Regions from separate parts of the Homo sapiens genome. Here all the other regions are linked to region 1. Evidence: chromatin contacts called from ENCODE Hi-C or POLR2A ChIA-PET data. All regions are on one chromosome and are shown on one strand. The core of a region is the stretch at or near the end of the contact, and the rest is flanking DNA. Distances in the headings are between cores, read along the strand shown. Region 1 holds the start of UBE2D2 (ubiquitin conjugating enzyme E2 D2). Region 2 holds the start of ANKHD1-DT (ANKHD1 divergent transcript). Region 3 holds the start of CTNNA1 (catenin alpha 1).

The links. Hi-C counts contacts between places; a loop is a spot of excess contacts on that map. ChIA-PET counts read pairs that join two places held with the same protein, here RNA polymerase II (POLR2A). Pooled maps may share reads with other maps.
Region 2: a loop to region 1 is called in a map of naive thymus-derived CD4-positive, alpha-beta T cell, with 20 times the contacts of the local background. The contact joins the promoter of ANKHD1-DT here to the promoter of UBE2D2 in region 1. A Hi-C loop is called at or near these places in 2 of 168 maps with a recorded cell type or tissue (both naive thymus-derived CD4-positive, alpha-beta T cell), 1 of 37 single-sample maps with no recorded cell type and 9 of 50 pooled maps. POLR2A ChIA-PET finds 5 or more read pairs at or near these places in 1 of 52 experiments (activated CD4-positive, alpha-beta T cell).
Region 3: a loop to region 1 is called in a map of prostate gland, with 4 times the contacts of the local background. The contact joins the promoter of CTNNA1 here to the promoter of UBE2D2 in region 1. A Hi-C loop is called at or near these places in 1 of 168 maps with a recorded cell type or tissue (prostate gland) and 4 of 50 pooled maps. POLR2A ChIA-PET finds 5 or more read pairs at or near these places in 4 of 52 experiments (BJ, WTC11 and activated T-cell).

The regions. Positions count from the first base shown.
Region 1 is chr5:139,559,947-139,562,671 of GRCh38, forward strand. It overlaps UBE2D2 (ubiquitin conjugating enzyme E2 D2), which reads left to right and starts at 1,393. Exons shown (of 7, transcript NM_003339.3): 1 at 1,393-1,869. The coding sequence starts at 1,846. RefSeq lists enhancers at 969-1,138, 2,299-2,348, 2,439-2,558 and a silencer at 1,169-1,828.
Region 2 is chr5:140,400,076-140,402,800 of GRCh38, forward strand. ANKHD1-DT (ANKHD1 divergent transcript) reads right to left here and starts at 1,326. Exons shown (of 2, transcript NR_186045.1): 1 at 1,036-1,326. ANKHD1-EIF4EBP3 (ANKHD1-EIF4EBP3 readthrough) reads left to right here and starts at 1,758. Exons shown (of 36, transcript NM_020690.6): 1 at 1,758-2,198. The coding sequence starts at 1,893. ANKHD1 (ankyrin repeat and KH domain containing 1) reads left to right here and starts at 1,758. Exons shown (of 34, transcript NM_017747.3): 1 at 1,758-2,198. The coding sequence starts at 1,893. RefSeq lists enhancers at 352-501, 592-741, 832-881, 1,072-1,961.
Region 3 is chr5:138,752,033-138,754,757 of GRCh38, forward strand. It overlaps CTNNA1 (catenin alpha 1), which reads left to right and starts at 1,393. Exons shown (of 18, transcript NM_001903.5): 1 at 1,393-1,478. CTNNA1-AS1 (CTNNA1 antisense RNA 1) reads right to left here and starts at 1,892. Exons shown (of 2, transcript NR_134244.1): 1 at 1,491-1,892. RefSeq lists a silencer at 1,283-1,722 and enhancers at 1,426-1,993, 1,994-2,560.

The DNA of each region.
Region 1 (2,725 bases), core at 143-2,642:
TTGTCTCCATCTCCTAAAAAACAATTCCAAATATTCTAGGTTTGATTTTCAGCGGACCCTCCTGATGGGTATCTGGAGCACGAGGTTGGTTTTTTTTTTTTTTTTGGAGATGGAGTTTTGCTCGTCGCCCAGGCTGGAGTGCAATGGCGTGCTCTCGGCTCACTGCAACCTCTGCCTCCTGGGTTCCAGCGATTCTCCTGCCTCAGCCTCCCCAGTAGCTGGGTTTACAGGAACCTGCCACCACTCTCGGCTATTTTTTTTTTTTTTTTTTGAGACGCATTCTTGCTGTTGCCTAGGCTGGAGTGAACTGGCGTGATCTCGGCTCACGGCAACCTCCGCCTCCCGGATTCAAGCGATTCTCCTGCCTCAGCCTCCCGAGTAGCTGGGACTACAGGCGCCTGCCACCATGCCCGGGTAATTTTTGTATATTTAGTACAGAAGGGGTTTCACTGTGTTGGCCAGGCTGGTCTCGAATTCCTGACCTCGTGATCCGCCTGCCTTGGCCTCCCAAAGTGCTGGGATTACAGGCGTGAGTGACCGTGCCCGGCCTAATTTTTGTATTTTTAGTAGAGATGGGGTTTCACCATGTTGGCCAGGCTGGTCTCGAACTCTTGACCTCAGGTGATGCGCCAGCCTCAGCCTCCCAAAGTGCTGAGATTACAGGGGTGAGTCACCGCGCCCAGCCGTTGGTTTTAACTATTTGGGGCACACACTGTGATTTTTTTTCTGACGCAGCTGGTACAGTGCTTGCTTGTAACAATTTGCAATTCACTAAGCTGAGCAGAGTCTGGACACCTCGAAGGCACACATACATGCCAGTGGCTGAGAACACAACATTCAAATCCTCTCCATCTGGGGCCTTGGTCCGGAAGGCCAATCTCACTGCAACCCGAGCGGCTATGAGACATCTCCCTCGTGGCAGGTGCCCGAGCTGTAGCCACGCGGCCTCTGGAAAGAGATGTGCTAAGTCCCAGGACTTCAGAAGAGCTCTGTGACCTTGGCCAAGTCCCTTCCTCCTTCAGGAGCGCTGCAGTGGGCCTAAGTGCCTCCTCCCGGGACTAGTACGGGGACGGTCGTGAGATCTGGACAACATTCGCCTTTTAATATTTATTGATCTTTTGTGACACGCGCGTGGGTTTCCATCAGCAATGAAGTCAACGGTCGCGGCGCTGGAGCCTGCAGAACTCGCGCTCTAGATCTCGCGAGATCTCCGCCCAGGGCTTCGCAGCGTCACGCCCTCCGGGGCCGTGGCGGCGACGGCGGTGCGTAGCTTACTCACAGGGGCGGCCCGTATCCCTCCGCCGCCGGCGCGGCTCGGCCCTCCCTCCCCTGGCCCGCCAATCCCCGCGCCTCCCGACCTGCCCCTCGGTCGGGCCCACCCCGTGCTCCGACGGCCCCACCCCGGCGGCGCAGCCCGCCCGCCCGCGCGTCCCTCGGTCCACCTGCAGCAGGGAGGAAGACAGGCAATCCCTCCGGCTGTCCGACCAAGAGAGGCCGGCCGAGCCCGAGGCTTGGGCTTTTGCTTTCTGGCGGAGGGATCTGCGGCGGTTTAGGAGGCGGCGCTGATCCTGGGAGGAAGAGGCAGCTACGGCGGCGGCGGCGGTGGCGGCTAGGGCGGCGGCGAATAAAGGGGCCGCCGCCGGGTGATGCGGTGACCGCTGCGGCAGGCCCAGGAGCTGAGTGGGCCCCGGCCCTCAGCCCGTCCCGCCGGACCCGCTTTCCTCAACTCTCCATCTTCTCCTGCCGACCGAGATCGCCGAGGCGGCCTCAGGCTCCCTAGCCCCTTCCCCGTCCCTTCCCCGCCCCCGTCCCCGCCCCGGGGGCCGCCGCCACCCGCCTCCCACCATGGCTCTGAAGAGAATCCACAAGGTAAGCGGCCGGAGGTCGGCTGCGCTGCTGGCCAGCTGAGCAGGCTGCGGCCTGCACTTCCCGCCGTAGTCTCCGTCGGGCTCGCGGCCTCCTTGGATCTTGCTGCCGGTGCTGGCCCCTCGGGGCGGCCTCCATACCCCACTCCCAGTGATGGCGCCCGTGGAGGCCCCGGCGCGCAGCCCGCGCTTAGGCCGGAGGTGCTCTCGCGGCCTCAGCGTTCCTCCCCGGCTGCCCTTCCAGGCCCGCATGGTGTGGACTCTTAGGGCTTCTCTCCAGTCTGGGACTGCCGCTGCACTTGAGGGCCATTGTCGGGCCAGGATGGCGGGGTTGGGGCCGAGGGGGGCGCTGGGGCGTTGGGCGGCCCCTTCGACAGAGGTCGAAAGGGCTTCTCGCCCCATTTCTGTTCCCTCCTCCCACACCTGCCCTAGCTCCCTCCACAAAACCGCCTGAGCTCGGGCTGACAGAGGAAGCCGTTTTGCCCGATCCACAAGTATATCCTGAGTTCACTTACCTCTTGGGTGGCAGCACACATCGGTCCACCCTGCTTGTCCAGAAACTGTTAAGAGTTGGAAGTTCAGAAGAAAAAAAAAAGGTGACTTAATGAGGGAGGAGGGAAGTAGAGGGAGAATCATTTTATTCCTTGAGGTTGCTGTATGTAGTTAGAAACTAACACTTCCGTTTTGCAGGATTGGATCTAATAGAAAAGCTGTACATTGGCAAAGGTAGAGGTAGAAACCTGAACATTGAAAACCACCAGAGAAATTATACAAAAGTTCCTTTCACAGCCTCTTCGCAAAATGGACTTGACGCTATTAGGTGATATGTTTACCGAGACTCTTAACTGGGAAGGGGTTTT
Region 2 (2,725 bases), core at 76-2,575, 840 kb after region 1:
ATGATCCGCCCACCTAGGCCTCCCAAAGTGCTGGGATTAACAGGCGTGAGTCACCGCGCCGAGCCCAATTTTTGTATTTTTGGTAAAGACGGGATTTCACCATGTTGCCTAGGCTGGGCTCGAACTACTGGGTTCAAATGATCCGCCCGCCTCAACATCCCATAGTGTTGGGATTACAGGCGTGAGCCACGGCGCCCGCTATAGAATCTGAATATTTTTAACCCCCCTCTTTACTGACAAGATAAAGACAGAGATAGAGAGATGCATATAGGGAGGAAGAGATCTCCTTAGAGGAGGGAAGACCACCACAGCTAGCCTTGTTTTGCACCACACAGATCTGATTAGAACTAGAATTAGTTGGGCTGGCAGGACCCAGGGGCGAGCAGAGAGTTCCTGAAGGAAGAGGAGACAATAACTAGCAAAAATGAGTCTTTCCTGTAAGTTTGGGACTTTGCTAAGCGCTATATTATCATCTAATTTATTCATAACAACAACCCAATGAGGAAGGTACTAATATTACTCCCATTTCACAGAGGAGCGAGTTGAAAGTCACAAAAATGAAACAGCAAACGCGCCGAAGTCAGGCAGCAAGTAAGTGGCAGCACCAGAACTCGAAACTGCCTCGGAGCATGCACTCTTCACCACCCCGTTCCACCTTGAGGTCGGATTCCGCACGCCGTTCGCGGCATTCCCACCTTCCTACGTGGGACAGTTCCCGGTACTGAGGCATGGCGCTGTCCAGCCCTCAGGCCCGCAGCCGTCCGCAAGCAGGAGAACGCGGCCCCGCTGGGCGATCCTGCCCGAAGGCGCCCGAACTGCGGCGCGCGGCCGGGTCCTGGCGGGCGGGTCGAGTCTCCCCAAGGCGGCCATCCCAAGCAGCTCCCCGGATGTCCCTCAGACCCGCGCGCTAGGCTCAACTCAGAAAGGCGGGAGGCGCGAAGCGAGATCGGCCTTGCCCCTCGACTGTCCCCTCATCGCTCCCCGTCCTCTATTCCCTCCCAAATAGCCCCCGGCAAATAGGTTACACATCTTCACCTGTCCCAGAGGTGGTGACTGCTCTAGTGACTGACGCTACGCTCCTCCAACCAGGCAATGGCAGGAAGGTGGAGCCTTCCTAAGACTGATGGCTTCCTTTCTCCAATCCCGGTGCAGCTATTCTCCGGCCATAGTCTCGGCGCCCAGCGGAGAGCGACAGGTGGGAGCTGCGTTACTTCGGCGCCTCTTGCATCCTTGACGTAGAAGTTTCACCAAGCGCAGGGTGAAGTCTACTCCAAATTTGACCAATTCTTGCGGGTCATCACTTCAGCAGTCATTTTATTCAGAAGTGGAAATTTCCCGGCCCTTTCCCGTCACCTCAGATGAGGGCGGGATCAATGGTACTCCCACAGGCCAATTGTACCACGCGACGTCCCGCGACAAAGTGACCGACACTTTATGGCGCCAATGAATTCTCCCATTGTTCGGGGTCACTATGACTGACCACAAGGCCAACTAATCCACTTTAAGGTCGTGACGCGATAGTCAGGCGGGTTGGCCAATAGACATAGGAAAAGAGCGGAAGTCAGCTGGTGAAGAGTGGGAGGCGGGTGTTCGCAACCGCCTAGGCCTGCGCGGGTCAACGCAGCTTGGCGGCTGCGAGCCAGCGAGCGGCGCGTGACGAAGAGCCTGAGCGACGGGTCACTTTGGCCAATGATCTGCAGCCGCCAGGGTATTGCAGCCAGTGGCGAGTCGAGGGGGCGGGAGGCAGCAGGTTAGGCAGTGAGAAGTTAGTGGCGCTGCTGGGACGGGGGAAAGGAGACGCTTCTTCCTCTTGCTGCTCTTCTCGTTCCCGAGATCAGCGGCGGCGGTGACCGCGAGTGGGTCGGCACCGTCTCCGGCTCCGGGTGCGAACAATGCTGACTGATAGCGGAGGCGGCGGCACCTCCTTTGAGGAGGACCTGGACTCTGTGGCTCCGCGATCCGCCCCAGCTGGGGCCTCGGAGCCGCCTCCGCCGGGAGGGGTCGGTCTGGGGATCCGCACCGTGAGGCTCTTTGGGGAGGCCGGGCCAGCGTCGGGAGTCGGCAGCAGCGGCGGCGGCGGCAGCGGCAGCGGTACGGGCGGAGGGGACGCGGCGCTGGATTTCAAGTTGGCGGCTGCCGTGCTGAGGACCGGGGGTGGAGGTGGTGCCTCTGGCAGTGACGAGGACGAAGTGTCCGAGGTAAGGCTCCGGGACCCTCGCCTCCCACACATTGTGAGGCGTGAATTCTCTTTGGGTAGGCTCTGGGCCGGGGCCATCCTCCCGCTTCCCTGGTGGAGCCCTTCTGTGACAGCGGTCGGCTCCATGGCGGCGGTGGCCGCGGTGAGGGCCTAGTGAGCCCTCGGCTTACTCTTTAGCTCGAGCGGGACAGGTTCCCGTCACCATTCGTAGACCCACAATAGGGAGTCCTTTGGTCTCTGAGCTTCGCGCGGGAACAGGGACTCCTCAGGCTGCCTCCCGCCCACCCTGCTTTGGAGTTGGGGGTGGGGGGCGGGGTCTTGCCAGAGTCCCTGCCCTTGGTACTGAGAGAGACAAACAGAGACAGAGACAGAGCTGGTGCAAAGATCGTTTCTCTTCTTTGCCTCTCCTCAGAGTTGAGGGATACGTTTATTTGCCTTCTGCCTTGTGTGTGTCTTACCTGTGTGCTTAAGGACGGTTCTTATTCTCCCTCTTCAGTTTGAGACAGGTTTGAGTATTAGGGATCTCTC
Region 3 (2,725 bases), core at 143-2,642, 810 kb before region 1:
GGTCTCCCTAGCACCCTGCTCTCTATTCAGCACAAGGCCAGCAGTGGACATCGTCGTCTTGCATTATTCAGGTTTATAGGCCAATACTGAAATCTATCTTATTCATCATCCCGTGAGCAGGGGAAACATCATTAGGGTTTTCTATACCAGGATGATAGTGAGCATGTAGTAGTTTTTGTTTTTTTGTGTTGTTTGTTTGCTTTGTAATTTTGTTTTCTTTTGTTTTTGGAGTATTCACTATGAAGATAAGAAAGGGTAAGAATAAAATGCCCCAAATGACCAGAGGAATAGAGATAGAAGTCAGGTCCCTCAAATTTGTTGGAGGAGGGGGACAAGCTGGGAGGGGGGACGTGCTGGGGGCGGGGCGGGAACAAGCCCAAAAAGGGACAGCTGCTGCGGTGCCTCTTTTGTGTTTGTAAATGTCCTCCCCGCAAGGTGGCTCTAGCCTGTAATCCCAGCACTTTGGGAGGCTGAGGAGGATTTCTTGAGCCCATGAGTTTGAGACCAGCCTGGCAACATAGTGAGACTCTGTGTCTGTAGTTCCAGCTACTCCGGAGGCTGAGGTGGGAGGGTCGGTTGTCCAGGGATTTGAGGCTGCAGTGGGCCGTGATCGCGACACTCCACCCCAGCCTGGGCGACAGAGGGAGACCCCGTCTTAAAAAAAAAAAAAAGTCCTTGATCAAGAGGGCTTCGGGTGTTTCCATCTGTGGAGTGAGGGGACGGGTTAGGTGAATTCTAGGGGCGCTTCCACCTCACATTATGAAAGGTCCTGAGAGTCAGATTCTAGTTCCACTGTGTCCCGAAGCTGTGGGGCCTTTCCTTAGCCTCCGCTTCTCCTTCTGTAAAGCCAGGTAGTTGGCCTAGATCACTTTTCCAGAAGACTGTGACTCCGGGACACCTGTGACACTCTTGAGGGGAGCGTGCCCAGTACCCCTGGTCGCGTCTCTGGGATTCCGCCGGGGTGGGGGCCCGCGCGAGGCCGCCCCTGAGCCTCACCTGTGCGCGGAGCGGTGACTCACCTGCCCTCGCGCAGCCCTCTCCGCCCGCGGGCTGTTCCAGGAGTCACCGCTCCTCCTCCCTCTCAGGGGTCACTCCCGGCCTAAGCTCCCACTAGGGGCCGGGGAGGAAGGAATTCTGAGGTGGGCGGCGGGGAGGAAGAGGTCCCTCGGGGGTCCCGGTCCGGCGTTGCCAGACTCTCTTCGCGGTGGGGGCCTTCCCTTTCCCCAAAAGCGGAGGCCGGAACGGCCGGGAGGAGCGGGCGGGGCGGCGGCGGGAGGCGCCGGGAAGAGCGAGTCGGAGGGAGGTGCCAGGAAGGGCGGGCGGGGCCGGGACAGGGGCGGGGGCCGCGGGCGGGGGGCGGGCCGGGGGCGGGGGCGTGGGGCGGCCCATTTCCTCCTCCTAGCCGGACTGGAGGGAGACAAAGCAGCGCCCGTCTGCTTCGGGCCTCTGGAATTTAGCGCTCGCCCAGCTAGCCGCAGGTAACTTCGTACCTCCCTCCTCGCGGGCGCGGTCTCTCGGGCCAGGCCGAGAGGGTCCTTGGGCCGGGCCGTCCCAAGCTGGGCCCCGCGAGCCGCGGGCGGGCGAGCGGGCGGGGCGCGGTTTCTTTGGCGACGTCGCCGGGAATTGGGCCCCGGGCGGGCGTGGGACCCGCGTCGGGCCGGCGGTCCCTTCCCCCGCAGGGCCCGAGTATGGGGCCCGGGCGGGCACGGCCGGCGCTTCCCAGCGCTCGGGAAGTCGGGGGGCCGCCTGGGCTGGGGAGGAGAAACTATAGGCCCAGCGCCGCCGCCGCGTTTCCTCTTGGAAAAGTTTTCTCGCGGTTTCCAAACTTTGTTACCGCGGCCTCGGCGCGCGCGGCAGCCCCGCGCCGGGCCCCTCGGCCGCCTTCCTTCCCTGGGGCGGCTTGTCTGGGAGCCGCTTTCCCGGGAAGTGATTGTCGTCCGGCTCCGAGGCGTTCCTGCCCCCTCCCCCTTCCCGGCCGCTGAGACTTCCCGATGGGGCGGCGGGGACGCGGGCTCGGCGAACCGGGAGGCTGGAGCCCGGGCTTCTCCCATACAGCTTCGCCGTAGGTGGGCCACACCCGTGTGGACTTTTGGCGTGACCGTCCACTTGGACTCGGGGATTACTCAGCTTTCCTGGGTTTCTTGTCGGTTGGACGCACTTAGCTTTCAGCCCTAGTTTTCAGGAGTGGCATTAGAGAGGTTTTTTTTTTTTTTTAATTGTTGTTGACTTTTAAAGGAGCGTGTGTGTGCGTGCGAGTGTGAAGCACTTGTTGGAAAAAATGTTGCCTGAATGAATGCCTGACCTTTGCTTGGCAGCAGTGGCTTCCCAGTAATGCAGGCGGCGGTTGGCCCAGTTCCAAGGTTGACTCCCTCTTACGTCCTCTTGCATCTTGGTGACATTTTTTTGGTGCGTGTGTTTTGTACAGAATTTACAATTATTTGGAAAAGAGCGAGATATGTCAAGTCTACGACTAAATTCGGGGCATTTTATATTTATGATGAAGGAAATGCTTACATCATTGTTGGGACAGGATAGGCATTTTGTGGAGCGAATATTTGTGTTTAGTCAGCAGTGATTTTTAAATACTGGACAGGTGGGTGTTACTTTAAGGAACGGAATTTATAAATCGAATTAATTAGGATGTGTTATTTTGTTTTACAGGAAGAATGAAGAATGAGTGTAGGAGTTACCTATAGTTTCTGCCTAATTATTTACCAATCTGGAC